Linked DNA regions of Mus musculus: region 2 is linked to region 1. A link is a loop called in an ENCODE intact Hi-C map of the cell type or tissue named here. Cell type or tissue: heart. All regions are shown on one strand. Links, peaks and the distances in the headings refer to the core of each region. The heading gives the core; the rest is flanking DNA. Region 1 holds the start of Sumo3 (small ubiquitin-like modifier 3). Region 2 holds the start of Adarb1 (adenosine deaminase, RNA-specific, B1).

The links. A loop is a pair of places that touch in the nucleus more often than their neighbours do. Peaks named below come from ENCODE experiments on the same cell type or tissue, not always from the same donor. Only the 100,000 strongest peaks of a DNase experiment are listed, where the experiment ranks them.
Region 2: it touches region 1 in a loop (1.9-fold over the local background); 2 of 42 quality-filtered maps call a loop at or near these places.

The regions. Positions count from the first base shown.
Region 1 is chr10:77,597,295-77,612,087 of GRCm38, reverse strand. Sumo3 (small ubiquitin-like modifier 3) reads right to left here and starts at 5,991. Exons shown (of 4, transcript NM_019929.4): 1 at 5,747-5,991; 2 at 2,148-2,276. The coding sequence starts at 5,767. It overlaps Pttg1ip (pituitary tumor-transforming 1 interacting protein), which reads right to left. Exons shown (of 6, transcript NM_145925.3): 6 at 13,356-14,793. In heart, for the core only: CTCF peaks have their summits at 6,411, 6,613 and 7,841 (motif pointing left); DNase peaks (open chromatin) are centred at 4,483, 5,157, 5,527 and 5,887; H3K4me3 peaks cover 2,062 bases; H3K27ac peaks cover 2,407 bases.
Region 2 is chr10:77,410,108-77,424,900 of GRCm38, reverse strand. Adarb1 (adenosine deaminase, RNA-specific, B1) reads left to right here and starts at 6,628. Exons shown (of 11, transcript NM_001024837.2): 1 at 6,628-6,806. It overlaps Gm17769 (predicted gene, 17769), which reads right to left and starts at 6,525. Exons shown (of 1, transcript NR_027377.1): 1 at 3,962-6,525. In heart, for the core only: no CTCF peak of the experiment used is centred there; DNase peaks (open chromatin) are centred at 6,600, 7,390 and 7,650; H3K4me3 peaks cover 2,682 bases; H3K27ac peaks cover 1,977 bases.

The DNA of each region.
Region 1 (14,793 bases), core at 4,465-9,464:
GTGATAGGGGTATGGGTCTAGCAGCTGCTTGTAAGTCAGGGTTGTCTCCTTTGTTGTGAGAAGAGAGGCAACAGTCAGTCCTTGAGAATAAACACTTACATCCTGGCATCCTCAGTTTCTCTTCTCTCTAACCGGCCAGGCTGACACCCACTCATCCGTGGGGTGTTTTGGAGTCAGTGTTCCTTTAGCCGAATTCCACTTTGTATGACTCCAAGTCTCCTAGAGCAAATCTATCAGCAAACCCTCTACAACACCAGTTCTATTATTTCCAGTTTCTTCAACTTCAGGAGGCAGAAAAAAGGATGGAGATGGAGCAGATAAGACACATATATGGGGCTGGAGAGATGGCTCAGCGGTTAAGAGCACTGACTATTTGTCCAGAGGTCCTGAGTTCAGTTCCCAGTAACCACATGGTGGCTCACAGCCATCCATAATGAGGTCTAGTGCTCTCTTCAGACATGCAGGCAGGCAGATTACTATATACATAATAAAAGAATAAATCTTTGAAAGGAGGAAAACGGTCCCAGGCAAGCACACAGATTGGCTGACTGCCGGAGAACCGGGTACTCCCAGCATGAAGCAGCACAGACGGACGTCTAGCTACACAGGAGCAAGGACAGGTAGAGACAAGTCTACATATCGGGAGGGCCCAGAGAGCACCCTGCCAGAGTGAGAAGAATCTTCCTGAGCCCCTGCTGAGACCCCACATCAGAGAATCAGAATGTCACTCATGTTCCAAAATACAGGATGCTCACAGAGAATTACGGCAACTTCCCGAGTAGTGCACCTCAGCCTAGACTATTCCACACAGCCAGCTGTGCAAGACCCTGTCAGATATGGGAGATGATGCTCCAAGGCAAAAACAGGGAATTAACACAGAAAAAGACGCAAGAGAAGACAAAAGAAGCCCCCACAATGACTCTCCCAAGACTGTGTGAAGTCAGCTGTGCAGACAACCTCACCTCCAAACAATGGGTCGGGTGGGGCCAGCAGGATGCCCAAGAACGCTGAAGGAGCTGACCTAGTATGTGCCCTCCAACAGAACGAGCATCTCAGCAGGTGTGGGAGCACCAGAAGCCCACGCAAACACAAGCAGACTGATTACAGCACCGGCATGGAACGCACCTACACACGTGCCATCCGATGGTGGCATATAGCACCGGCAGCTGACTCAGCTGGGGGGGCATAAGGGGACATGGCATCATAGGAAAGATCCAATTCACCTTTCACAGGTGAGAAGTGCCTGAGGTCAAAACCCAGGAGAGAGGCCAAGGGCACCATCTGCAGGCCTCAGGCAGGGGGGTGGAGTGGGGAGGAGGACAAGGAGAAGCATCACAGGCACTACCTTTCAGAGTACTTACAACAAAACAAAGGACAGCACACAGCTGTGTGCACAAGTGCTCAGGGCAACCCTGGACCACTGTAATGAGAGATGCCACTATCCTCACACCAGATGGCAGGGCCCAGACAGGAACTGGCACCTAGGAATATGGGCAGCAAGCCAGGCAGCCACTGAGGCAGACAACAGAGGAGCAAGTGAGACTAAGGACTTCCAGGCAGGCTAGAGCATACCCACCTGCCAAAAGGTCCTTACTAAGAACGAATAGATGATGGACAGACCCAAGCATAGTGTGTACAAGAGCCATGAGTACACAGTGACACTGATAACCCAGCTGGTCACTGTTGGGGACAAGGTCAGTCAGCTTGCTATTTTGAAACGGTAATGAAGGGACAGGGTCACGTGTCTCCTCACTTTCCTAAATAACATAAAAAAATTTGAAATCGCCAGTGAGAACAGTACACACAAACACAATTGGATGGAGACAGAAAGAGGAAGAGGAATTCGAACCAGCACTGATCCCACATCTGAGCACACCACAGGGCCTCACCAGAGCCATGTGCTGGCCCTACAGGAGTGTGCACCGTTATGATGGTCTATCAGGAACAAATCCCACCAGAGACCGCTCAAGCCCAAGTTCCACCCAGCATGTAGAGGAGCCCAGGGAGAGACAACTAGAAGGACATGCAGATACCAAGACCCAGGGCAACAAGGGCAAGCCTGCAACACAAGCAGCACCCCCAACCGCCCCCCAGCTCCCCACCCCACATCCCGCCCTGGAAGAGCTCCTTCTCTGGCCAGCACACACCTGCCTCTCACAGTAGGCCTTCATCAGCTTGCTCAGTGGGGTGTGCCTCTTGATCTTGAACTGTACCACCGAGCCATCCTGCCCCGCCACTTTCAGGTTGATGTGGTCATTCTCTGTCTTCACACCCTCCTGCAAGACACAGAAAATGGGTCTCAAAAGCCAGCTCAGAATCACCAGGGTTTAAAGTGCAAGTCTTTGGGTAAGGTTGTTTTGAGTCATTAAAACCAACCTAATTCTCAAAATTCTCCCAGCAGCTCAGAGTTGCTCGTGTGACTGTCTTATTTTTACACAGAATGTATTTTTAACCTACATTTGTTAGGCACAGTGATAGAAACCACAGTGCAAAGCCAGTCCTTACAGACTACCAATTCAAAGACAAAAATCTGCTCATTAAATCTAGAGAGCCAAAGAAAATCCATCTTTGTTTTAAAATTAGTTATGAGGCTAGTAAAAACACACATTTGAGACTACACTTGGCTCTCTATGACTGGTAAGAAAAGCCAACATAAAGCCAAGAGTGGAGGACCAGAGGCCACTGGAGGACCCTGAGGGAATCCAGTGGAGTCAGTAAAGGCTGTTGTCCCTGGACTGTCTGGAGTCAGGAGGGTAAGGGCTGTGGTCCCCTGGACTGTCTGGAGTCAGGAGGGTAAGGGCTGTTGTCCCTGGACTGTCTGGAGTCAGGAGGGTAAGGGCTGTTGTCCCTGGACTGTCTGGAGTCAGGAGGGTAAGGGCTGTTGTCCCTGGACTGTCTGGAGTCAGGAGGGTAAGGGCTGTTGTCCCTGGACTGTCTGGAGTCAGGAGGGTAAGGGCTGTGGTCCCCTGGACTGTCTGGAGTCAGGAGGGTAAGGGCTGTTGTCCCTGGACTGTCTGGAGTCAGGAGAGTAAGGGCTGTGGTCCCCTGGACTGTCTGGAGTCAGGAGGGTAAGGGCTGTGGTCCCCTGGACTGTCTGGAGTCAGCAAGGTAAAGGCTGTGGTCCCCCCAGGCCCTCTGATCTCAGACTATGCTTTCTTCCGGAGCACTGTATAGCTCTAAAGAACACTGTGTGTGTTCAAGGCCCTGGGTCCTATCCGCCATACTGGAGGACAAATCCTATTACGCAGTGGCAGTTTTTATATAATCATGATACACGCAAGCTGCTGGGCAAAGGCACAGTCAGCGCTTCTTGTTGCCTGGAAACACATTTTGAACAAAAAGTTTGTTCTGGGCCAATTTGGATTGTTCAGTTCGAAAAGGAACTCCTCTTGTTGTTCGGCCCGTGGGATGCTTATTTTAGCCACAGTGGATGAAAGAATTCATGGCAACTTCTTAACCTTCATTATTATTATTTTAATGTGTATCAGTATTTTGCCTGCATGTATGTCTGTGAATCACATGTAGGCAGTGCCCAAGGAGGCCAGAGAAGGTGCCAGAGCCTCTAGGAGTGGAGTTACAGATGTTTGTCAGCAGTAACATGGGTGCTGGGACTTGAACCAGGTCCTCTTAAAGAATGGCCCATGATCCTAACTGCTGTCTTTCCAGCCTTGGGAATCATTAATTAATTAGCTAATTAATATCTTATATGTACTGGTGTTTTGCCCGCATGTATGTCAATGTGAGGGTGTCAGATCTTGGGGTTACAGACAGTTGTGAGCTGCCATGTGGGTGCTGGGAATTGAACCCTGGTCCTCTGGAGAGCAGCCAGTGCTCTTAACCGCTAAGCTGTCTCTCCAGCTCTCGAGAACCATTTATTTCTAGGAAACAGATCCCTTGCTCTACTTGCAGATCAAGCTTTTTCCCTGTCCTCACGCCAGCCTTCTTTTCCCCCACGGTTCCACAGAGCATGCTCCATGGAAGCACCCTGCTTCCCAGGGGTGTCCTCAGCAACATTTTTATTCCCGGAGAGAGAGGTAGACTAGTGTCAGGAAGCTCGGGTGCAGGGTGCAGAAAGCAACCTGCCCTGCACTGGGTCCTAACAGCTTTAGGTAGGAGCATGGCTCCTTCTAGTCTGAGAAATGGTTCGGCAGGAGAGAGGCTCCATCAAGAACCTGAAGGCACACCTTGAGGCATCATCCCTTCCCCTTCCCCTGCCCACTCACTCCCAGGACACCAGTGACACAGCAGCACTGTCCACAGAGCTTGCCCCCTTCTCCAAAGGGTGGCATCCAATATGAGAAAAAGTAAAGTCCGCTAGTGAGAAGCATGAATCACTCCAGGTCCCAAGATGCTGACTTCTAACCCGGTTCCCGAAAGGATGTGTGTGTTCAAAAACAGAGACAGAGGTGAAAGGCCTCAGGCTTGCTTCCCTCCAACGGAAGGATGCCTGGCTGGGCTCTGGCCTGGAGTTCTCTAATTAGCAAGTAAATACAGAAGAAGGAGGGCTTACTCAGCACACTGACTGCCAACACCTGACACCCGGGAGCTCCTGGGTATAGGTGGAGGCCAGCATGAGCTACACAGGGAAACATTCAGGAGACAGAAACAGGAAGATCTCTTTTGAGTTTGAAGTCAGCCTGGTCTTAAACTCCAGGACAGCTTGGACCACAAAGGAACCTTGTCTAAAAAAAAAGGGGGGGGGGCCGCTGTGGGGGTGTGGAGAGAGTAAGTAACTCACTGGTAGAGCATCTGCCTAGTGGACAACAGCCCCTGGGCTGCGTCACCAAAATATAACATATAACCCTCTGTCTCCACTAACCCGAGGCAGAAGGCATGGCCACTCCAGTACACACCAGGCATTCACTTCCTGCCTAACCGCACCAAAAGGTTACAACTCTTGTTGTAGTTACCAGCTACAAAATATAATAAAGTAAGTTGTCTACTCTTGGCACAGGGCGAACAGGTGCTCATTCAATATCCGGGATGGTGCAGGCAGGACCCAAGGCTGAGCTGAAATTAAAGGTAAGGACCTCGCAGGCAAGATATTTCTGGGCTCGGCTGCTGAGCATGGTACCATGGCATTAGTCCAGATGCTTGCCCTGCTCCTGGGGTCTCTCACCTGAGCCAACACAGTGGTCATCTCCAGGCCAGTCAAGAGCACAGAATGCCAGGCTCCAACGTTTATCTCCCGTTGGATAAAACTGCCCCCAGCAGGGCAGGTGAGTGTGGGAAAACTGTTCAATTTGAAATGGGCAACCCTGGCCTTCCCACGCACCAACTGCCGAGACCACGGCGATGGAGTGGAAGGGCATGCGGCCGGGCGAACATTGGAAGCCCGGAGCGGCCAGCCTTGCTCTTACTCCGGTGCAGCTCTCACGAGCGCCCGCTGAGCCTCACGCGCAGCACCACGCGTGCAACTGTGCGCACGGCACGCGAAAGGATGGCCGCGTCAGGGAGTGAGGCCCTTGCGAACCAAGAACCAGCACCCAAGTTCCGGGTTCTCGAGCCGTGGGCGGGGCTACACCCGGGGCGGGGCTACCCCGGAGGCGGAGCCTTGGTGTGGCGGGAGGCACAGCCGGGGGTGGGGCTAGCGCGCTGCCCGGGGCGGAGTGCAATGCTGGTGGGGGAGGGGCGCGGGTCGGTGGGGGAGGGGCGCTGAGGCTCGGGCGCGGCCCCGCGGGCCCTTTTTGCGCGCGGCCCGGCCTGCGTTCCGCGGAATCTGCTGCGGCTTGCGTACCGGGCTTACCTTGGGCTTCTCTTCCGACATGGTTGCGCAGCGACGGCGGCGGCAAGCGCAGCGGGAACCGGTGGCACTGGAGCGGGCGAGTCACGCTCTCTGCCCCGCCGCTCTCCCGCCGCAACTGTCGCGGGGCCGCGCTTTATCCCTAAATCCCGGCGCGCTGGTTGGTCGCGCGGAGTCACGTGGTCGGGCGCGTGCACGAGGCGCGCGCCCCGCGCCGCGGGTGCGCGCTGGCCAGCCGCGATTCAGGACGGTTGCGAATGCGTCACGGGGCGGGTCAGGCGCCCGGGTGCGCGCAGAGCCCCGGGGACGCGCGACTCAAGGTCCTAGGCCCAGAGACCCCGGATGTGGGTGCAAGACTGCGCGTCCACGCAGGGAGGCACGGGAGGAGTGGGGGCGCTGTGTGCTAGGTCAGGACCCAGAGGAACGTTTTGGCCCAACCAGTAGCCTCTTCACCACCCACATTTGGGGACTTTTTCTTATATGCAGGCTGCATTTGGGTAAGAGAGGGCAAAGAAACTCAGGCTAACCCTTTCAGGTGGTCCGGAAGACGAATAAGGAGGTTACCAGGCATGGTTTATGGACCACACACTCCTGGAACAGGCCTCTGGCCTTTAATTTGAATGTCACAGGAGGGCTCATGTCTAGAAAAGGCATCCTTTGAGGACACAGAGGATGGCTTCTGTTGGCCCAGAAAGCCAGCACATGCTCCCATTTCATCTTTTTTCATTTGATTTCCTGGATGGGGTGGACCAGCCTCCACAAGGGCCATTCCCAAGATGGCTCTCCAGAAGGACAAGCTCTTCCCCTTCATTCTCACTATCTAGCTGCCTTTCTCCCTCCTTACGTAGTCCCAAAGTAACCACTAGGTGGCTTGGGTGGGTGAGAGTGACAGGCACAGAAAGCTTCCCTTCTGACCTACCATTTGCTGTTTCTGGAATGCTATTGTGGACACTAATAACCCATTTTACACAGCACACCAAGATGCCTAGAAGTTTAATAACATGCCCAAGGAGTCAACTAGATAAGCAAAACAAGGGAAGCTTGAGCTGGAAGATCCATCGGGAGCCCTGGCTAAGGGGTCAAGAGTGTCCTTTCCTTGTATCTTGGCGTGAGTTTTTAGAATGCAGCCCACAGGCCCTCTGTGTCTGTCTGCTAACACCTGCAAATCAGGCCAGTCAGGGCTGACACAGTCACCCACAGTCGTCTCAGGAAGGTGTTGATTGGCCGTGTTCCAGGACCACACAGCAGCCTCCAGAGAAGTGGCGCTCTGTTTGACAGAAGTATGTTTCTGTTCCAAGGAAGGGCCAGCAGACAAGTATCCCCACTTCCTGGTAATACTGCAAAGCTACTAAGCCAAGTGTCTGTGAAGCCAACCTTTTTTAGCCTTTCCCCTGTACACATGACCTTTCTTCGAGAAGTTTGTCAAGGTCTTCCACAAGGACGCATTTGGAACTCATCCCACACCCAGACCAGACCAAGGTATGGATTTTCCTCAAATACAGATCATGGTCATCCTTAGCTGAACATATCTCTGGAATGTCCAGCTCAGACTGTGTAACTGGGAGACAGGACTCCAGAAACCAGGCTGACTGAAGCAGTTGTTGGAGATCAGAGCACACCTTCCCTCCACTATTAGCTGTGAGTGACTCGGGGCAGGCAGTGTTCAGACCACAGTGTACCACCAGCTCTAAGATGCCAAGCATTATAAAGTGTTGTATTAACAGTTTATAGGATACAAGAATCAAACCTGAGGGTCTGTGGCTGAGGGCATCTGTTACCAAGTGATCGGAGAACAACACGTGCAGCACAGGATGGATGAACTCGGCACCTACGTGAGCTGCAGCAAGAAACAGCCACACTGCGATCCATTCACACCATATGATGACCCATTCACACACTGAAAGCCTACCATTATGCAAAGTGAACAACCGGTAACAGGAAGATGCTCACTCGTGTGTATTTCAAAGCCTGTTCTTAAGATATGTGTATGTCTATGTCTATGTCTATGTGTATATGTAAACAGAACACTCCGTTTTCCCAAAGGACCTGAGTTTGGATCTCAGCGCCCCTTCTCCAGGACGTCTGGCACCCTCTTCTGGCCTCTATAGGTACTGCACTCACACACACCTACCCATACACAGAACACATACACACACCTTTTTTTTTTTAATGTTGTAAGGAGGCCCCTTGGGCATGGATGAGACCTTAGCATGACTTTGGTTACCTGAGAAGAGTGGCTTGCCTTGCATGGGGCATCCCAGCCTGCCTTCATACAGCAGACCCAGACACCCCATAATAAGCTGAGGTTCCACACACACCTAGTCACACACTCTTCCAAGGAGACAGCTGAGGATCAAGAACAGCATCCAGAGAAGATGAAGAGAGGGCCCTGGCTGAGGAACTTCCCAAGGGAAATCAAGGGACTCTGGGGTCTCAGGGAAAGAGAGGGACGGGAAGAAGCAGAGGCCCTGCTGAATCAGTACAAGTGTGTATCCACCTGACCAGAATCCCGGATCAGTGCAAGTATGTATCAGAATCTCAAGGAAAGAAAATGGAACAAAGAGACACAACCTAAGACATTTCCCGAGACTAAGCAAATATGTTCATGTTTCTTACAGACTTAAATAAATGGCTCTACAAATGGAGCATGCTTTCAAGTACCAAAAAGCCAGAGAAGGTTGGCTCAGAGGAACTCCCTGTAAGGATGGATTCTAAAGGTTCCTTGCAGTGAAGGATGTCCTGGTCCTGTTGCCTCCCATAGCTGCACGGACACCAGAGAGGCAGAGGCTGGAAGATCGCGAGTTTGGAGGAGACTCCTTATCTCAAGCTAGCTATTTTAAATTTTTTTCATAAAGATTCCAGGTAGCTAGCAACAAGGAGACTTTCTCTGAGGAAAGGAAAGTCAAGAAAGGAAGGGTGCTTGGCCTCCCCACAAGGATGGACCTGGAACTGAGACCCAAACCTGTTCCTTCCCTAAACTGGTTTCATTGGTGTATTTTGCCACCAAAGCATGAAACTAGGAAAGAGGCTGGGTGTAGCCTCCCCCAACCTGAAGCGAGCTGACAAGGACCTTGTCAGCCACTGAGGTGGGGCCACCTGCAGGGTAGTCTTCCTACTTAGATGGCTATATTGTTATGTCAACTACCTCTGCTCTTCTCCGAGACTCTGCTACCTGCTGAGAGACCCTTGAAACGTCCTATCCTGCACTTCGCCTACAGGCTGTCTCCAGGCACCAAGAATGAATTGGGGGGAGGGGAGACTCCCCCCTTTATAAGCACAGACTCTTAGTAAACTTTGGGGCCTTAATCAGAGAAAATTTGTCTTGGCCTCATTATTTCTCTCGCTGTCTAGTCTTTCTTTCAGCCCCAGCCTGCCTTCCAGGAGTACCCAGTTCTTGTAGGCCAAGGGCAGCCTGCAACTACAGCTGGGTAGCTGTATGTTCAGCCCTTGCAGCCCCAAGACCATCCTGTCCAGTTACAATCTGGGCAAAGCTTATCCGTCTTCTTCCCACCAGCAACCTGAAGCAGAAAGATTGAGGCAAAGAGTCCATGTGAAGATACTGCGCAAGGACTCCACTTAGCTGATGTGTTCTTTTTCTCAGAGTCCAGAACGAATGTTTACAAAGAAAACCGCATGACCCAGTCCAGGAAGCTTATCCAGGAGAAAGAAGCCCACAGGAGAGGGTATGGACTTAACCAGATAGACTGGGAAGTAGCTGTGATTAATACGTCCAGGAAATGGATTCAAAGACAGAAACTTTGCACAGAGAAGTAGAACATATTTCAGAATCCAACTGAAACTCTCCAAAACAAAAGCAAATGAGATCTGAATCCACTGGATGACCATAAAAGCAGATAAGATCCAGTGGAAGAGAAGATTAGTGAACTGGAAGATAGGGCAGAAGGAAATCTTCAGACAGGCAGGAAGACCATGGAGCATACAGTGAGAGGCCTGTGACGTGGGCCCATACACACAGGTGTAGCGAGAATTTTGGTTTCTTTTAAAAACCCAGTTATGGGCCCACCAAACAAAGAGCATGCAGGTGCTGAACCTAGACCCCCAACACACTTGTAGATGTGCAGCCTGGTCTTCATATGGATTCCCTAACAAGTGGAGTGGGGCTCTCTGACTCTGTTACCTGCCTTTGGATCCTTTTCCACTACCTGGACTACCTGGTTGGGCCTCAGTGGAAGAGGATGTACTTAGTCCTGCTGGGACTAAATATCTACCAGAGCGGGGTGGTACCAAAGGAGGGCTTCCTCTTCTCTGAGGAAAAGGGGAGGGGTAATGCAGGGAGAGATTTGTTAGGGTGGGACTGGGAGGGCGAGCTGCACGCAGAATATAAAGTGAATAAATAATTGAAAAAAAAATCATGTAAAGATTTTTTTTTAATTCCAGCTGTGGGATAAGAGGCTGCTTATCTTTTAAAATCCAAACTCTTTTTACAATAAAAAGACTCTTAACTGTGAGATCCATTAAAATATTTTCTTCCTTCGAGAGGGAAAAATATCCTGATATATATATACAGTCACAATCAAAAGCAAAAATTAAACTCCAACAGTCCAGCACAATCACAGCAGGTGATTATGATTTGCCTCGTGCATTTGTCAGGGTCTGTCTTTTTGCCAGCTGCAGGTAGTTTAACTAGGGGCGATCTCTGGAGATGGTATAAATGGGAAAACCAAAAACCTAGTTATGTTACGTGAATATGTTTTTGTTTTAATCCCAGGTGTGGGATAGGGGCCGCTTCACTCTATCCACAGCTGTTGACTATGACTGTCTCGTGCTTTAGAGGGACGTGATTTTTGCCAGCAGCAGATAGTTTAATTCTAGAAACTCTGGAGAGGTCTTACCTCGAGACCCCAGAGGGCCTGTGGCTGCTGCCGCTGCTGCTGCATTGGCTATGGCTTGTTTGCTGGATAGTCTGAAGATGATTGGACTTGGCCCAAGAAACCCCATGCCCCTCATGAGTAGGAAACAGTTGGCTGAGAGAAGCCTATGTTCCTTTCCCCCTCTAATCTCTTCCCTCCTACCAAAAGCAGCCATGGGTGCTGTTAGCTGGCTGGGTGTTGGGACCTCACCTGTCACCTGTCACCACCCCTCAATCCCATAAGTGGTACTCACAGGGCAAGCAGTCTCTCACTTTGTAGGGGTCAGCCTCAGCTTTGAGTTCTGGTCCTGCCTTTGGAGCTCAAGCAGAGGGGAGTGGGGGGGAGAGGGCTCACAGTTGGGGGTCAGACCAGCTTAACCCAGGGCTGCCACTGTCTCCTGCTCTACCTCAGTGTTCTGGGGAAAGGTGTCCCACGGGCACCAGTGCCATCCACACCCAGAGGGAATGTGATGAAAGAGGAAGATATGGGGGCCCATGCAACCAGAGGGGAGAGAGAATCCCCTATGGTTTTAATCTGTGTTGTGTTGGGGCTTGGAAGGGATCAGGGTGGGATAAGAATTAGAAGGGAGGTAAAAGTAATAGAATATAATAAAACAGCTTAAAAATTACATCAACAGCGGCTAGAGAGATGGCTCAGTGGTTAAGAGCACTGACTGCTCTTCTGAAGGTCCTGAGTTCAAATCCCAGCAACCACGCCGTGGCTCACAACCATCTGTAATGGGATCTGATGCCCTCTTCTGGTGTGTCTGAAGACAGTGACAGTGTACTTAGATAAAATTATAATTAAATCTTTTACAAAAAAATTACATCAACACCTTGGATCGAGCACTGTTCTGCACTGGCAGACAGATGCAGGGCCACCCAGCCAAGATGCCACATAAAAACTAACTGTGAGAAGCCCCAATTCACTGCAGTATGCCTAAGACACATTCCCTGGGTCAGGTGACAACTTTTTGATAGAGTTCAAAGGAATCAGACAGTGGAACAAGGCTTCAGAGGTAGTCTCTGGGACGGAGGATCTCTCAAGGCGGCAGTGTGTGGCGAGGGTAAGGGAGGCAGAGCAGGAAGAAAAGTCAGGAAAGGCTAAGAGCCAGAGTTAGCAAGCTTGGGAAGCCAGCAAGCTTGGGGTACCAACGGTTTCTCCTAAGGAAGCCAGGACAGAGTGCTAGGCAGGTCATATTGGCATGGCTGGTCATTGTGGCTGCGGATCCTACCCAGGGTGCATTACTGACCAATGCCAAGCAGCCAGCCCAGTGCTGATTCTCTCTCCCCTCTGGTTGCATGGCCCCCCCCTATCTTCCTCTTTTATCACATTCCCTCTGGGTGTGGATGGCACTGGTGCCCGTGGGACACCTTTCCCAGAACACTGAGGTAGAGCAGGAGACAGTGGCAGCCCTGGGTTAAACTGGTCTGACCCCCAACTGTGAGCCCCCCCCCCACTCCCCTCTGCTTGAGCTCCAAAGGCAGGACCAGAACTCAAAGCTGAGGCTGACCCCTACAAAGTGGGAGACTGCTTGCCCTGTGAGTACCACTTATGGGATTGAGGGGTGGTGACAGGTGAGGTCCCAACACCCAGCCAGCTAACAGCACCCATGGCTGCTTTTGGTAAGGCATGACATCTCATTCTTAAAACCAAGTGTTGGGAAGGAAGGGTTGATGTAACCCCCACCCCCACCCCAGCACCACCCCCTCTGTCTGCAGACACAGGAAATGGCTGAGTGAGCCCCTCCTCAACCCAACTACACTGTGCTATCTTCCTGCATGAGTGAATGAGAGTTCAAGCTGAGGATACTCTTGGATTTAGAGCAGTTCCTAGGTAGCTCCCCTGGAACATTAAAGATTCAACACATCTAACATCTGGCCAACTGGATCCCCAGAACTTCTCTTGGCCTTCCCACACCCATCCAGATTTTCTCTGTTATCATCTAGGGTGACAACTGCTAACATCATTTGCCCAGGGTAACCTGCAAAGGGCTGTGGTCCCAAGACAAGGCTGGGAGAGTGGGCTCCCACCTGCTCTGGGACCTGTCCTCACCTTTTGTGGTCTGTTGGCAGGTCTGACAGTTTGGATGGCCTGTCCCAGGGCTTGTGTTTCCTATAAACACGTCTGTCCAGGGACATGCCTCAGGAGGGCAGACTTTTATATCAGAAGGCTGTTGACATCCCTCCCTGCCCCCTCCCCTGCATATTTCAGAATTATGTTCTAGTTCCTGGGCTTGTAAGCCAGTCTCTTTATTTTAGTGTTAACCTGAACGCAGCAGAGTCAGTTTCCATGCCCAGTCCCCTATGTCTGTCTCTACTACAACAGTCAACAGGTTCAAGCAGCCAGGCTGAGCTAAGACAAAGGACCCTGGGAGTCAACAGCCAACAGCAGGTCACAGGCAGACTCGGCAACACCTACACTTTTATCTATGCTACACCTACCATGCCGATGGTGGGCACCCAGGGGCCAGTGTCAGCTGACAGCCATGCAGAGCCACTTCCTCGGCCCGGCCACCTTTGTACCAGTATAAAAATGGAATGCTGAGCTTGGTGGGGTGGGATTGGACAGGGCAGATGACAATAAGAACCTTTCTACATGGAGGGTAGACGGTGGTGACCACTTCAGGACTGGCCTAGTCAGTCCCTGTGGAACATGGTACACAGATGACAGGGCAAATCCACCTTACCTGGAAAGCCACAGCCCCAGTCCACCCTTGGGACAAAACAAAGAAATCAAAGTCATATTCAACCATTTTATTGGACAGTGGTTAAAAACTAAGGCACGGGGTGTGATGGTGTCAGGCTTGGTTCTGTGGCTTCATGCTGCTCAAAGGTAGGCACAGACCACTCCCACGAGCACCTGCTGCACTCCTTAGGCTGGAGAATTAAATACTCTAACATCAGCTCAGCAACCTAACAGGTACAATTTATACAGGCGACATATTAATACGAAGTTCATCAGGGCCTGTAAGGAGGGTTCCCTTTCAATAGACAGGAGAAAGATAACTCTCAATGCCTGCTATAATACTTAAGAAATGTTTGACAAGGCTTTAAGTTCCATCAAATGCCTAGCAAAGCAGAAAAATGGTAAGACTCCAGATTGTGGTAAAGGTTATTCCCTTACTTTGTGGAAATCTGAAGAGAGGAAAATATTAATCCCTGGACAGACTGACAGGTGAAAAGGTTACCGAGATGCTAGGTGAGGTCTTAGGCATGAGGGAGCCTACAGTAAGACCACCTCATCTGCTGGTGGCTGCTTTCCCAGAGGGAATATCTTTACTCCTTACCCTGCCATCAGGGTTGTGATCTGCTTACTAGGACACATCTGGATTTCAAAGAAATGTACAGCGTGGACGGAATCTCAGGGACCCGAGTGTCTCCTGACAACCTTCCCAGGGCCCGTGCGGATGTGTCAGGCACGATAGGTGAGGAGGCATGGCTGGAAGCAGGGTGGAAGTGAGGTGGGTGTCTATGCCAGCTCAGGCAGTTTTCCTGGAAGGCAGAATGGTGTGGGGTCCTCCTATCTTCCTACACACTCAGCTCCCACAATGGGATGGCCAGTGGAGATGCTGTTCATCCTCCATGATACATACAGGACCAACTCAACAGCTGCCTGATCTGTGGAGGGAGATGTCCAAGACCCTCCACAAAGCCCTTCTAAGGACACTGGAGTCCATGCACCAGCATGCTGGACATTCAGCACTCACAAGAGGATCAAACTAAATTCAGAGCTCAGGTTTCCCACAGCAGGAAATTCTCAGTCTAGTAAAGACTGAAAATGAAAAATGTCATCCAAGAGGCCTGGACGTCTCATGGCAGGTTTTGGTAGGACTGCTTCCTGAGGGATTATTAAAGACTTCAGGTGACTTTATAAGCTTTTGTGCTATTGGATGGAGCTGGGTTAGGAAGGCAATCCTTACCAGACTTAGGGACAGTGCCTTCCAAGAGGCCACCAAAATTACAACAACAAGGGCCCATCACAGCAGTGGGCCTACAGACAAAACACAGCCTTCAGGAAGCAAGGGTGGTGGTCAGTTCTTGCCTTAACAAAGTAAACATGACTCTTGCTTGTTGCAATGTGAATCTTCCAGCAAGGCCACTCAGCAGCTAGTCAGCACCTCAGGCTGCCAGCTTCGTAATCGGCTTGCAGAGTGTGGGGACCAAGTATACTTCCTCC
Region 2 (14,793 bases), core at 3,731-8,730, 190 kb after region 1:
TCTCATCAGTGGCAGGTGAAGACCTTGTTTCCAGAAGCTGAATGTGACCTGGCTACAAGGTAACCAGCCAGAGTTGTTACATTAGGGAAATTGGCTCTCAGGCAGACTTAAGTGCAAGGAGCAAGGCACAGAAGGGCATTTATTGTGTGGTCCTATTCATATAAGGGTAAAAAACGGCATCACTAACCCATGGGCTGGAATCAGGGCAAGGTTATCTTGGGGACACAGACTCAGGGGTGTTGGGTGGTACACACTGGCTCCTGGGAATGGTGGTCATGTCTGCTTTTTGCCTTTGGCAGTTTGCACATGTGTTTACACTTCAGGCTGATTTATCAACACACTTGTACTAATTATTCTATGTATTATGTCCCAGTGAGAATGCACAAAAGATACACACAGACTATACTTTCAAGAGCACCATCTGTAGCCTTAATGGCCAATGGTTTGCATAGAACAGATGGTTTGAACCCCTAAGTCCTAAGTTAAAACCATTGATTGAGACTGTGCACATACTGAATGGTGGGTGTCCCAAGAGGCTTTACCCACTAACTGAGAGTCTAGTATCCCTCGGGCCAACTTGAGAACAGCTCATAGAAGAAGCAAGAGGAAGCATAAGTGCGAGCTGCCCTCTTCAGTTGCTAGTTATCTCTGTGTCTCAAGAAAGACTGCTAGCATGGTAATTACAAGAACTAAAACAGGACAAGGTGGTGATGCGCACCTTTAATCCCAGCACCCAGGAAGCAGAGGCAGCTGATCTGCATGAGTTAAAGGCCAGCTGGTTCTACATGGTGAGTTCCAGGCTAACCAGGGCTACAAAGTGAGAACCTGTCTCAAGAATAGACAGACAAATAGTCAACAAACAAGCAAACCTAAAAATCATCCTGTCTGGTCCAGATCCTTTATTTTAATGTAGTGTAAGAAGCTGAATGTTGCATCTAATTCAACAACAGCATCACCATCAACCTGACATTCCTTATTTTAAACCGCTGCTGTACTCAGTTTCCAGAGAAAAAGCTGTAGTGTCTATCGGGTCGGTTTCCTTAGAATTACTGTTTGGCAACACAGGTCCCTGGCAGTGGCTGTTTTTTATTTTGCAGACCAGTATGTCTTAGGCAGAAATGTTAAAAAAAAAAAAAAAAACCCACAAAACTTTAAGTATGATTATAAGTATGATAAAAGCCGACAGCTTAATAGAAATGTATAAAAGATAAAACACTTTACAAAAAGAAAACATGCATGTAAAGAAATCCCCCCTCACCAGTAGTAGAGAGGTGACCTCACCTGGAGCTGATTCTTTTTTGTTTTTTGTTTTTGTTTTTGTTTTTGTTTTTTTTTGGTTTTTCGAGACAGGGTTTCTCTGTGTAGCCCTGGCTGTCCTGGAAATCACTTTGTAGATCAGGCTGGCCTCGAACTCAGAAATCCGCCTGCCTCTGCCTCCCAAGTGCTGGGATTAAAGGCTGCGCCACCACCTCCAGGCTTCTGGAGCTGACTCTTTTTTTTTTTTTTTCCATTTTTTATTAGGTATTTAGCTCATTTACATTTCCAATGCTATACCAAAAGTCCCCCATAGCCACCCACCCCCACTCCCCTACCCACCCACTCCCCTTTTTTGGCCCTGGCATTCCCCTGTACTGGGGCATATAAAGTTTGCGTGTCCAATGGGCCTCTCTTTCCAGTGATGGCCGCCTAGGCAACCAGTCACTATCAGACATGCCAGTATAGAGTATGTGAGTTTAGTGAATTGCTCTTGTAATTGTCTTGGTGTGAATTTTTTTCTGTTCAACTTAACATAATCTAGAATTACTTGGAAAGAGGGAATCTTAATGGAAGAATAGTCACAATCCCATTGACCTGTGAGCATGTCTGTGACCATGATTGCTAATTTCTATAGTAGCGGCCAGCCCAACTGTCAGAGCTACCATCCCTAGGCAGGGGTCCTGAGCTGTATAAAAATGGAAGCTATACAGCACAGAGCAAGCCAGTAAGTAGCATTCCACCATGGTTTCTGCTTCAGTTTCTGCCCCGATTTCCCTTCATGATAGAATGTAAACCCAGAAGTATAAGCTGAAAGTATAATCTTCTCCTATGTTGCTTTTGGTCATGGTTTTTATCATAGCAGCAGAAAACAAACCCAGACAGTAACATACATTCATTCTATCAATTTCTTCCTTTAGAGCAGTGGTTCTCAGCCTTCCTAATGCTGTGACCCTTTAATATAGTTCCTCATATTGTGGTGACCTCCAACTATAAAATTATTTCACTGCCACTTAACTGTAATTTTGCTAGTTATGAATCATAATGTAAATATCTGTGTTTTCTGATGGCCTTAGGTGGTCCCTGTGAAAGGCTCTTTTGGGATTTTGATTCAGTTTGAGAACCACTGCTTAGTCTTAATATAACTTTCCTGGAACCGAGGAAGCTCTCTTCTTACTTTTTCTTTTCTTTTTTTCTTTTCTTCTTTTTTTTTTTTTTTTTTTTTTTTTTTGGTTTTTCGAGACAGGGTTTCTCTGTGTAGCCCTGGCTGTCCTGGAACTCACTTTGTAGACCAGGCTGGCCTTGAACTCAGAAATCTGCCTGCCTCTGCCTCCCAAGTGCTGGGATTAAAGGCATTCGCCACCACGCCCGGTCTTACTTTTTCTAAGAGTGTTTCTCCAAACAGAAACAATGCTGGATTTTATTAGAAGCTTTGTATTCTCATCTCCACCCCCCCTTTTGAGATAGGGTTTTATTCTGTAGCCCATTCTATCCTCAGCCTTGAATTGATCCTCCTGCCTTGGCCTATTTATTGCTAGCACTATGGGCTTGATCCAAGGTTGGCTTCTCAAAAATCCTTCTCTGAAGCTCCCGAGATGATACAATGCTGCCCCATGTAAACATGTGAACACAAAGTCATGGTTTGGGAAAATATGTAATTTGAACACGCCATTGTTTGTGGCTGGAGTTTGGTTTGCTGAGTGCTTCCCTCTGGCTCTGTAATAATTTTGGATTTTATTAGTGAAGTTAGTCTATACTTGTTATTCTTCTTAAGTTTTGAAGTCAGAGAGTGATTCAGTGGTAGAATGCTCCATGGGTCCCAGAGTTTGATCTGCACCACAAAAATAAAACTTAAGAAAAGAAAATGGGGCATGGGATTTGAAGTTTTTCTCTTTGTAGATAATAGCATCCCCAATACACGGCTGAATCTTCAAGGTCACTCTAACCTCCTGTTTTCAAACCCAGTGGGTTTTCATCTTTTCTTTTGTTGGCTTATTTCTGGGGTCCTCCTTTGTCCTAGCTTCTCTTTTCTCCTCTCTCCACTCTCTTTAGGTGGTTGGTGACCTCTTCTACCTCCTTGGGTCTTCCATGGATGTCCTCCTTCTGACTCTCTTCTCTTGTGTTGCTATCTGCCTTCCTGATACTGTTTGAGCATCTGACAGACTTGCACACTCAACAGAGCCTAAAGGGCCTCTATCTCCCCCCTCCCCCGCCACTCCCACTGCAACACTTACCTTACCATCATCTTCCCCAGCACCAGATGGCAGTCCTTCTTGTGGGTTTCCCCCCTCAGGCTGTGGCGGTCAGTCCATCCCTCCTTAGTCTTACTGACAGCTATTTCCCAAAATAATTCCTTGCAGTGCCACCTGACTTAAGCTCTCTGCATCCAATCTGGGACCCTGGGTTAGCACTGATGCTGGTACCCATCAGCCATTGCTCTTTACTACTAGTGCTGCTGTTTACTTTTTCCTTCCCTAGAAGCCCACACACTTTGATGGGGGCTGATCTAACTCCCAACTCCAAAAGGTAGAGCCTACTTGGCTCATTTTTTTTTTAATATAATGGGCCAGATGGCGAATATTTTAAGCTTTGTATATCACATAAGCCCATTGCATATTTCACCCCTCATTACAATGCGAACTGTAGAATAATTTCTTAGGTTGTGAAGTGCACAAAAGCGGGCCACAGATCTGTCAATCCCCTGTGTGATTTAATCATCCAATTTATTTCACCTCCTGGTATTTGAGGGAGGGTGTAAGAGTCAAGGGAGGTAGTCAGTATAACTCCACAGGAACACTGGCAGCAGTTCTAATTCCTGAGGTGAAAATACTCTTTCCTCCATCTTGGGCACCCTCACTACCATCTTCACTCATGCTAAAGGAACCGCTCAAATACCACAGGCCTCCTATTTCCTTCAATAAACTATATAGCCATACACACACACACACACACGGATATTGTTGAGACTTGCCCCCAGCATAGCTATAGCCATTTTGCTCCATGCTTGCCAGCTATTTCATATTGTTGCTGTAATATCCCTGGTAGTCATTGATGCAAAAAAATAATTTGACTCAGAGCAGGGTCATACTGACCAGACCACATACCCTGTTATGTTTTGTATGTTATGAGGCTTGTTAATTTTAAGAAATTCCACAGCCATAAGCTTCACTTAGGACCCATCAAATTAAAGTTCAATATGAGCTGTTATGTCTAAAATGGCTTGAGTCAGGGCTGACCACCAGGCAAGCACTTCCAGCACCTGTGTATGAGCTCATTGTGGTTTTTGTGGGCTTAGCCTTTGTAAGCTGGCCCTGAGAAATGTCCAGCTCACAGCTTTTTAGCTTTCAAGCCTGAGCTGTTGCCCTGGTCGATCAGTCTTTAGGTGTGTGTTCAATAAACCAACCTGACTGAATCGGTGTTCATGTGGTTTGTGTGGCGACTCCTGAACTACTGATATATATATATATATATCCCAATTCACATTTGTATGTGTTATGATTCCTAAGACTCCGCCATCAAGTCTTTCTGGTCACCAGTGATGGACCAGATTTCAGGTGGATCAACATCTTTCCTATAGATGGAATGATCTGTCCAGTTTCACAGCTATGTGTCATAGTGGGTTTGCAAAGTTCAAGTCCAACATACCTGCTCCTTACATTGAACTGCCTCCCAGTTATGCTATTTTCTGGCATCCTGACCTGTTCTACTTCCAGACTATGAAGATGAAGATATCTTTCTAGCCAATTAACCCATCCATGCATATGACACCACCAGACAGATACCTGGAGGCTGTCAAAATGTCATTTTCTAGCTTCTGTTTATGTGCTCTGTTATCTTCACTTCAAGCTAGTTTTTTTGGCAGTGTACACAGCAGAGAAAGAAGGTCATTCCACTTAATCCTGGTTGAGACCGCAGAGTTCTGTTTTTGCTGTAACAATCCACAATGAACCAAAGATCTATCAAAGCGACCATCTCAGATGAGCATACTTCCTTTGTCCAGATCTCTGTCTCTCATATGTACTTGTGTCAGATCAGCATCTTCAATTCAGTCAATGAGTCACAGGAACACAGGTGATGTGCACAGGGGATGAAAAGGCTGGAACTTGCTCTCTTGTGGCCAAACCACAGCCATTATGAGAAGCAACGAGAGCTAGCTTACTAACAGTAGGTAACACATGACATAAGGGAGTGAGGTCATCTATGAAGCAGAGATGAACCAAACCAGCTGAACACTGCATAAAAGCTGCTATTCATCAGACTTACAAACCATGACTTTAAGTTACTAAGTTCTGGGGTAGTGTGATACCTAGAAACAGACACATTTGTCCTTGTGCACATACTTGTATGTGAAGCTTGACATCCTGGTAGGTGTTCCAAGAGTGATGATCTCTACTTACTTGCCAACAAGTGCACCCGTAGGCACTGCCTGGTGCCCACCTTTTAGGCAGGCTGAAGAATTCATTGAGTGGCTAGCTGGTCCAAAGGACATGTTTTTGTGATGGAAGCAGATGTGGACCGGCTACAACACTACTCCTGTGGTCAGTTCATGCTTCCGATTCTGGACCTCTCCAGGCCCCGTTCTGGGCATAGCACCCCAGGTTAAGACAATCTGGCGAGGAACCACACAAGTTGTTGACCACATCTTGGATGCTCGACACAGTACTTTACCTACCTGCACTTGTCTTTTACTAGACCTTTTTCTTTTTAAACAAACGTGGAAACAGACAATGCAAGCACAAGACACATCTGGTATGCCTAAGAGGTGGCAGAGCCTGAACTTGACCCTGGGGTCTAGGTTAAAAACCGGCCATCATTTCTAGTGACCACCAGTAGACACCCTGCTTCACAAAATCATGTCCCTGCTCCTCTCCCTACTTATTTTCAAGGTCTACGGAGGTGGGTGTCAGTGGCCAGGGCCAGCTCTCAAAACTGGACGAAGGCCCAGGGACGATTCTTGCGGGATGCCAGGGTACCACGTACGGGGTGTAGTAGGTCTTCAAGCGGCGGTCACAGTCGCACTTCAGTGGCTTCGCTCTGATTTTCCCTGCCCCATTCCCAGATCCCACAGGATCTCTAGGATCCTTGGTCCCACCTGTCCCCTTAGGTCCCATCCGAGGCTCCTGCCCGCGAGTTCGAGAACCCCGCCCCCGTCGATCTTCTCGGTGCGTGTCGGAGGCTCCCTTCCGCTTCGAGTCTCCCTAGCGACGCACGACCTGTTTTGGTTCTAACCGCTAACCCTCGCAGTTCCCGCCGCCGCGAGCGAGTCCGGACGTCGGCTCCGGGCAGGAGGCGCGCACGTCAGCGTGGAGCGCTGGCTCCACCCCTGCAAGCGAGCACGCGCGCGCGGCTGCGGCGGCTGGGGCGGGGCGAGCCGAGGGGGCGGAGCCGCCGGCGCCGAGGCTAGAGGCAGAGGCTGAGGCAGCGGCTGAGGCTGAGGTGGCTGAGGCTGAGGCGGCGGCGAGGGGCTCCTAGCTGGGGCCGCGGGGCTAGCCGAGGCCGCCGCAGCGCCCAGAGCCAGACGCCGGCAGCCCGCGGGCGCAGCGTGAGCGGAGGTAAGGCGGCGGGGACGCGGGCGGCCGCGTTTATGTAAGCGCGGGGCAGGTGGCTGAGGCCGCGCAGCGCCGGCGGCCGCGGACCTGACCACCGACCCCAGACCCTATGGTGCGGGGCCCGGGCCCGCGGCGAGCTGCGGGGTCCCTGGCGCATCCCGGGCGGCGCGCGGAGGGCGGGCCGCGGTCCTCTTGGATGCGCTGCGCTGCAGGAGGAGGCTGCGCCCAGGACGGCTCGTCCGCTCCTGGAGGCGCCGCGTCCGCGTGGGATGCGCTGCGCCGCGGCGAGCCGACCGTGCGCCTCTCGGACAGGAGGTTGTGCCCGCGGAGAGGACCCTGTACTCCAGGGAGGGGACCTGTGCCCATCAGAGAGGAGACTGCGCCCGGGGAGGGGAATGGTGTACCGGGCGGAGGGGACCTGTGCTCCGGGGAGGGGACCCTGTACCCCGGGAAGGGACCTTTACCCAGCACAGGGGACACTGCACACCGGGAGGGGGACCTTGTGCCCTGCAGAAGGAAAGCTGCGTCCGGGGATGGGGACCCTGTATCCTAGAGAGGGGACCTGTGCCCTGCAAAAGGAAAGCTGCGCCCTGAGAAGAGACACCCTGTGTCACTCTGAATCTGTGTCCGGGGATGGGGACCCTGTGCCCTGCAGAAGGGACCATGTGCTTGGTAGAGGAAAGGTTGAGCTCTGTATTCTGCAGAAGGGACCAGTGCCTAGCAGAAGGGAGGCTAAGCTCAGGCTGGGGGGTGGGAACCCTGTGCTCTGAGGAGAGGAAGCTGCACCAGGGGATGGGGACTTTGTGCCCTGCAGAAGGGACCATGTGCTCCGCAGAGGCGAGACGGCGCCCAGAGGAAGGGCACAGGGAGGGAACCCTGTGCCCTGCAGAGTATACTCTGAACTCCGAGGAGGGAGACCCTAACCCTATATCCCACAGAGGGAAAGCTACGCCCAGTGAGAGCATCTTGTGTCCTGCAAAGGAGACACTGCGCTCCCACGGGGTGGACACCGTAACCTAGGTGAGGCAGGCTGCTTTTTTGGTGGTCCATGCCCCTTCCGAGGGCTCAGAGCCCACATGGGCGCCGAGCGCCTGGGAGACGAAGTTCCGAGTACCCAGCGCGAGTACCCAGCGCGTCTGCTGTTTGTGGGAGCCATCTGGGACATTAGGGGTTGGAGGTGAATTTTGACGCGCACACATAGGCAAGAGGAAAATCACTGTGTGGTGTCTGTGTGCAAGGGAAATGTCAGATGGGGCTGTGGACGCTAGACTAGTGGCGCCGGAGTCGCCTTTGGAGGACCAGAAAAGTGTTCCGTTCGGGATTTATGAGGGGGATATCCGCACTGGAGTGTCTGGTTGGAGGTCAGTGTTTTCACCTAGCAGGTTTGGGTTACTTCTGATGAGGGCATCCTTTTTTTTTTTCTTTTTTTGAAAATCATTTATTGTATTCCATTCTGGAAGTATAACGAAAAGAAGCCCGATAGCAAACTTGGTCTTTTTACTGGTAGGTGCGGTAATTAAGATGATCAAACATTAGTTTTTACTGAGAATAGGAATAATGTATTAACCCTCTTTGTTCCTTTGAAAGGAAGCTGCATTTTTCCAAACCTGTTTTTGTCTCAAGACAAAACTGTTTGTAAAAGCCAGCTGTTTTTGTTTTTTGTTTTTTCTTTCTCCGGGGATGGATGAAACTTCTTTACCCTTCTTCCTTGAGACAGTTCCCTGGAGGGAAAGAGAGAAAAAAAAGGAGGCAGAAGGTAGGTTGGGACAGCTCCTTTTGGAATGAGAGAATTAATGGTCCCTTGGTACAGGATCCTCCAAGGGGCAGATTCACAGCATGGGCCTCCACAACAGGAGCTTGATAAATAGTGGATGAGACACACTGGGCTGGGTGCTGTGATCCCACAGTGGTGGGGAGGTGGAGTCCACAGGCTTTGAAAGGAATGTGTTCTCCATGCCTGTTAGATGTCAAGGGGTTTCAGAAACTGGGCACACTCAGCTACTTCCACGTCAGCTGTGACGCTCCAGTTGGAAGGAGCAAAGGAGACCTTTCTGCAAGGACATTGTTGAAGAGAGAAACTGATGACGCGTATCTTCCATGATGTGTCCATTCAGTCATTGCTGGTAGGCCCAGACAGGAAGATTAGCTACCAAGAAATAACATCATCCTGAAAGCACATCTTGGCTCATAGGCAAATTCACTTCTTTGTAAGTTTATGTGCCGTAAAGCATTTAAACTGCTTTAGAATTTTTTGGAATAAAAAAAATCCTTTAAACCCATCTTGTCCAGTGAGTGAACAGTCTCTAACTGGTCACGTGCTAGACCTCCCCTCTGGAGCTACAGCGCTGACCTCCACAGCACAGTACAAGAACCTACTGACAGTTTGCCTTCTTAATCACTTTAAGAGTTAGCGTTTAAAGATAAAATTGTATTTACCAAAGTGGAAAAATTTTGCTTGTAGGTTTAAAAAACGTAAGTGTGTACATAATACATCCAGGAAGACAAGCAATGCATGTGTATATAATACATCCAAAAGGTCTGTACCCTACTGCTCAGTTATCTAAGATGTTATTGTGTATGGCTTGTACATTGTCTCAGTAGTGGTGGTGTGTGTGTGTGTATAGTTGTGGTATATTTCAATATAGTTTTTTTTTTCTTGGTACTTTGGAGTGAACCAAGAGCCTAGGACATTCGAGGCAACTCACTAAGCTGCCCCAGGCTGGCCTTGAACTCAATCTATATGCAGCCCAGGGAGACCTCAAATTTTCAGTCCTCCTGCCTTAGGCTCCCCAGTATCTGGAATTATGGACCCGTGCCATTAGGCTCAGCTTTTAAAATATAGTGCTTTGAAGTTTTCCTTAACAGTGTAACAGCAGGATTCTTATTTATACAAGGGGCACAAGGAAGACCTGCTCATAAGTTTTAATCCAAAATTCCTTTATCAGTAAGTTGTATTTAAGAACTGGATTTTAGTGCCTTGAGTGCTGTGATTAGCCATGTAAATACAAAGGACCAGAGAATGCTGTTTAAATAGCTAGGAGGTTTTCTAGAGGCAACTTCTGAAGATTATAGTCAGTGAAGTTATGCATTCATTAGGGAAGTGGTCAAGGTTAGGATGAAGGCTCAGAGAGTCAGTTTTCTGTGTTACTTTCTAACATACGAATTTCCAAGTCCATAATTTGCTGTAGGGGAAATGGTTATGCCTAAAAACCTTTTATTTAATATGTTCCTAGTATGTGAAGGAAGACAAATAACTAGCAATAATTTCACTTAAAAATTATTCACTAAATCAGTGGTGCTCAACCTTCCTAATGCTGCGACCCTTTAATACAGTTCCTCATGTTGAGGTGACCTCCACCTGTAAGATTAGTCCCATGGCTACTTCATAACTTTAATTTTGCTTCTGTTATGAATCATAATGTAGATGTATGATACGGAGACTATCTAATATCTGACCCCCATGAAGGGGGTATACCCCCAAGAGGTCATGACCTCATGAGGTCAAGAACTTTTGCACTAGATTAAGATTCCTTATTCCTTGGTGAGTGTCTTTCTTGAGGTATGCCTTTTGTTTGGAGCGTGGATGAAGAAGATGCAGAGAGATTTACCTTGCCTTCCGTTGCAATTAGGATCATTAATATCAAGTTGTTGTTGCTTGCTTTTAAACAATTTGATAATACCGCCTGCTGTTCTTCCCAGTGTTTTTACTTATGTGGCGCTCTAGGAACATCTATGCCAGTGACTTTGGTTTCAGGCATGATGGGTTGAGTTCAGATGAAGCAGGAAGGGAATGAAAGTAGCTCTAGATCAGTGATTTTCAAACCTGGTGCTGTTTTCTTTCTCATCAGTGGTGCCCGTGTTCCAGGTTCTGTCCTGGTGAGTCTGGTGAGGTTCTGCCCACTTGAGGTTCTCAGTATGGGAACAGTGGCAGGGTGAGCAAGACACTAATGTCTGTGCACCCTGAAGGGCAAAGGAAGAAAGGCTAGGTGGAAGCAGACCGAATAGCTGACCAAGGAGTGTGGGGTACAGCCTGATGCAGCCTTCCAGGAAGAGGAGACTCTGGGGTAAAGGCCTTGACATGTGTTGTTAGCATCAGGGAGCCATTGTGGCCAGGGAGGGAGAGAGAGAGGCAGGAAATGAGGCTGGAGAGATGGGGAGGGCTGCTTCTTGCTGGAGTGTAGAAGCTGTGGTGAGGGATTTAAATTTTAATCCTAGAATGATGGGCGGTCTTAGGAGGGCTAGCCTGCCTGCTCTTCTCCCTCCCCCTTTCCCTTCTAGAGAGTTTTGAACAGGGCAGGGAAGGATGTGATCTGGTTTATCTTTCAACAGGATCATTCTGGCTTGTGGGTTTTCAGGAGCTTGTCATGTGCTAGGCTGTTCCAGGTGACTGTATGTTTGTCAGTTCAACCAGTAGACAGCCTAAAAGGTAAACGTTATTACTGTTCGGTTTTCTTATTAATTTATCTTATTTTTATGTATATATGGAGTGTAGGCGATGTAGAGATCAGAGGACAGCTTCTCAGATCGTCAGCCCTGAGTGCCAGTGTCTCTACCTGCTGAGCCATCTCTGGAGTCTGTTACTGTTATTCCCATGTTATAGATGGGGGTTGTCAAAGCAGGGAACTGTGAGGTGCTCTTTCAAGGTCACACAGTCAGACAGATCCTCTCTATAGCATGCCACACTCAGCCCCCTCACTCCAATACTGCAGGCAGGAGTGCCGGTGGAGGCCAGGGAGGAAGCCCTGTTAGAAGCCTGATCATTAGGCTGGGGCCCCAGCAAGGGGAAGAGGTGGATTCATCACTGTGTAAGATGCTTTCTCTGTGAGGTGCACCATTTTTTTTTTTTATTAATATACCTGACAGAGGAAGATGTGCCAATTAGAGAAGGGCAACCCTTTCTTACCACTTAGTGTTCATTTACACTCACTGAAAGGACCGACTTGGAGTGTAGATTATAGTGGTGCTTTTGTGCTTTCAAAAAAAAAAAAAAAAAGGATACTGAAGTAATACACCACAGCATGCTGCTTAGAGCTGAGTCTTCTGACTTTTAGCATGAGGTAGCACCATATTGGTAGAGTAGGAAGCCTGGGGAAGGTTGTGTGTTTAGGGTAGGGATTAGGACTTGAGATCTGGAAAATGAATCCTGAGACCTTGCCTAGTAATCGTACCACATGCTTGCCTGGGTGTGGTGTTAAACTCTTAGCTGTGTAGTTCTTCTGTGCTTCATTTCTTTATCCTTAGTTCAAGGAGAATAGAATTTGTGTCTTGTGTATCCGTGGTGGTGGCACATGCCTTCAATTCCAGAATGAAGGAGGCAGTTTGGTGCCCGAGAGAAGTACATAATGAGATCCTGTCTCAAAAACAACAACTGAGAGAGAGAGGGGGTGGGAGGGAGAGAGAGAGGGAGAGAGAGAGAGAGAGAGAGAGAGAGGAAGAAAGAAGGAAAAGGGCATTGAGTCGATACACTGAGCTAATATAGAGGCCCTAGAATAGTACCTGACTAGCAGTATTTAAGACAGTTTGCTTTGCTTATTGTTTTTATGATTAGTCAACTGAATAGAGATTTGGATAGAAAGGAAAATTCAAGGTCAGGCTCAGGAAAAGGTTGGGCCAGATATGCAAATTTAGGTGTCTTTTTAGAGGATCGCTGCTGTTTCATTTCATAGACCGGACAGTGAATATGGATGCAGAGGAGCAGAGGTAGGTGCTGGTAGGGACTCTTGGCAAGGAGTCCACAGGGGAGGGGATGCCGGACTACGCTGCTGAAGAAGGCAAGCAGGAGGGCTCAGTGGTCAGGAGTCTAGGACATGAATGATCAGGTGCTTCTCAGCTTTAAGGGGTCTGGGAAATATTTCCTTGGATCTGATGAGAGGCAGGCCATCAATGACTTCAGTGGGTTTTCAAGCAGTGGGGAGAACGGACATTTGGGGCATTAAATGTGGATGACTCTCTAAGGAAGTTTTCTTTAAAGAGAGCAGACTCATGAAACTCAAACTGGGGGGCTTGGCTCCTGTGCATCTTGTTTTGGATAGTGATGGTACTATGGTCATGATTTGGTTGGAATGAATGTTGCAGGAAGCAAGTCCTTGAAAAGGTTCCAGGGGCTGAAGGGGAAAGGATGTTTAGTCCCAGCAAAGAGGTAGCTACTGCCTTCAGTTCATTCAAATGCATTTGGAAGACTTGCTGCCTGGATTAAGAAGAATGGCATAGAACTTAGAATACTGGTTTTAACAAGCAAACATGCCTAATGGCCTTCTTATGAGAGATTTATATGCAATGGAATTTTTCTTTATTAAAAAGTTCCCTGTCTCTAAGTGTCCTCAGTGGAAGGAGGTTAACATCTTAATTTACCAGATGTAGCCCTGATGAGCAAACCTGGCATCTGAAAGCTCTAGAGGAAATGCCAGCGTGCATTAGGGATGTCCCCCAGCCCCAGAGGAAGGTGACATGGAGAATGCAGACACAGTGACGTTCATCATGTTTAACAAAGCTTCCATTAGGTTGATGACATACCTTGTCTTAGTGGAAGGAGCCATATCATTGTCTAGTTGGAGATTTGAAGGTGGGGCTGGATGGACAGACATGTAGGGACAGGTGGTGCAGGCAGTGCAGGTTCTTTACCGCTTCCACATAATGTAGAGGTGGGGAAAGACAAGACAGTGGGTACAGGACTGGATTCAGGAAGAGGAGAGATGAAACAGAAAACACTAACTCAGACTCAGCTTTTCCTATTATCCCCTCATGACATCATTCTCAGAGGGGGGCAAGATTTCACTGTGTAAGCGATCAGCTCTGCAGCAGACACCAGCAGTATCCTTTGATTCAGTCCAGTTGGATACTGTCTGCCTGGAGATGGTAGCTCCCCTAGGCTAAGTAAGGGCTCTGTCCTTAAGATGGTCTCCTCTTTATTATCTGGACCTCTGGAACTTCTGACTGACCAGTGATCAGTCAGGATTCTCACAACCCTTCCTCAGAGTGGCTCCCAGAAAGTAACCACTTTATTCACATTTACAATTTCCTTTTTTTTAAAAGACTTATTTATTTATTTATTTATTTATTTATTTATTTAGTGTATGTGAGTACATTGTAGCTGTACAGATGGTTGTGAGTCTTCATGTGGTTGTTGGAAATTAAATTCCATGTATTTTGTTTGTTTCTTTGCCTTTTGAGACAGAGTCTCACTGTGTAGTCAGGCTAACCTTGAACTCACTGAGATGCAGCTGTCTCAGCCTCCTGGTGCTAGAATTTAAAGGCATGCACCATGTCCTAGTTGGGTTACTATTACTATGATAAAACACCATGACCAAAAGAAAATTGGGGAGGAAAGGGTTTATTTGGCTTATACGTCCATATCGCTATTCATTGTTGAAGGAAATTTGGACAGGAACTCAAACAGGGCAGGATCCTGAAGGCAGGAGCTGATCCAGAGACCATGGAGAGGTGCTGCTTACTAGCTTGTTCACCATGACTTGTTCAGCCCATTTTCTTATAGAACCCAGGACCACCAGCCCAATGATGGCTCCATCCACAATGGGCTGGGCCTTCTCCTATCAATCATTGATTAAGAATATGCCCTACAGGCTTCCCTATATCCAGATCCTCTGGAGGCATTTCTTAATTGAGGCTCCCTCCTCTCTGATGGACTCCAGTTTGTGTCAACTTGACATTAAATTTGCCAGCACAACCACCATGCCTGTCTCACACGTATTTTGATCATATTCACCTAACTCTTCCTTTTAGCTTCTCCCAGATACCTCCCACCTATCTATCCCCATCCCTTCCAACTTCTTGCTCCCATTAAACAATCCAGTGAGTCCAATTTGTGCTGATCATATATTGGTAGTTACAGGGTCATTCACTGGAGTGTGGTTGACCTACTAGGGCCCCACTCTTTAAGAAAAAACTTGTCTTTCCCTGCCCTAGAAGTCATTAACTATTAATGGTTTCTATTTTAAATTTATTTATTTAATTAATTAATTAATTTATTTAT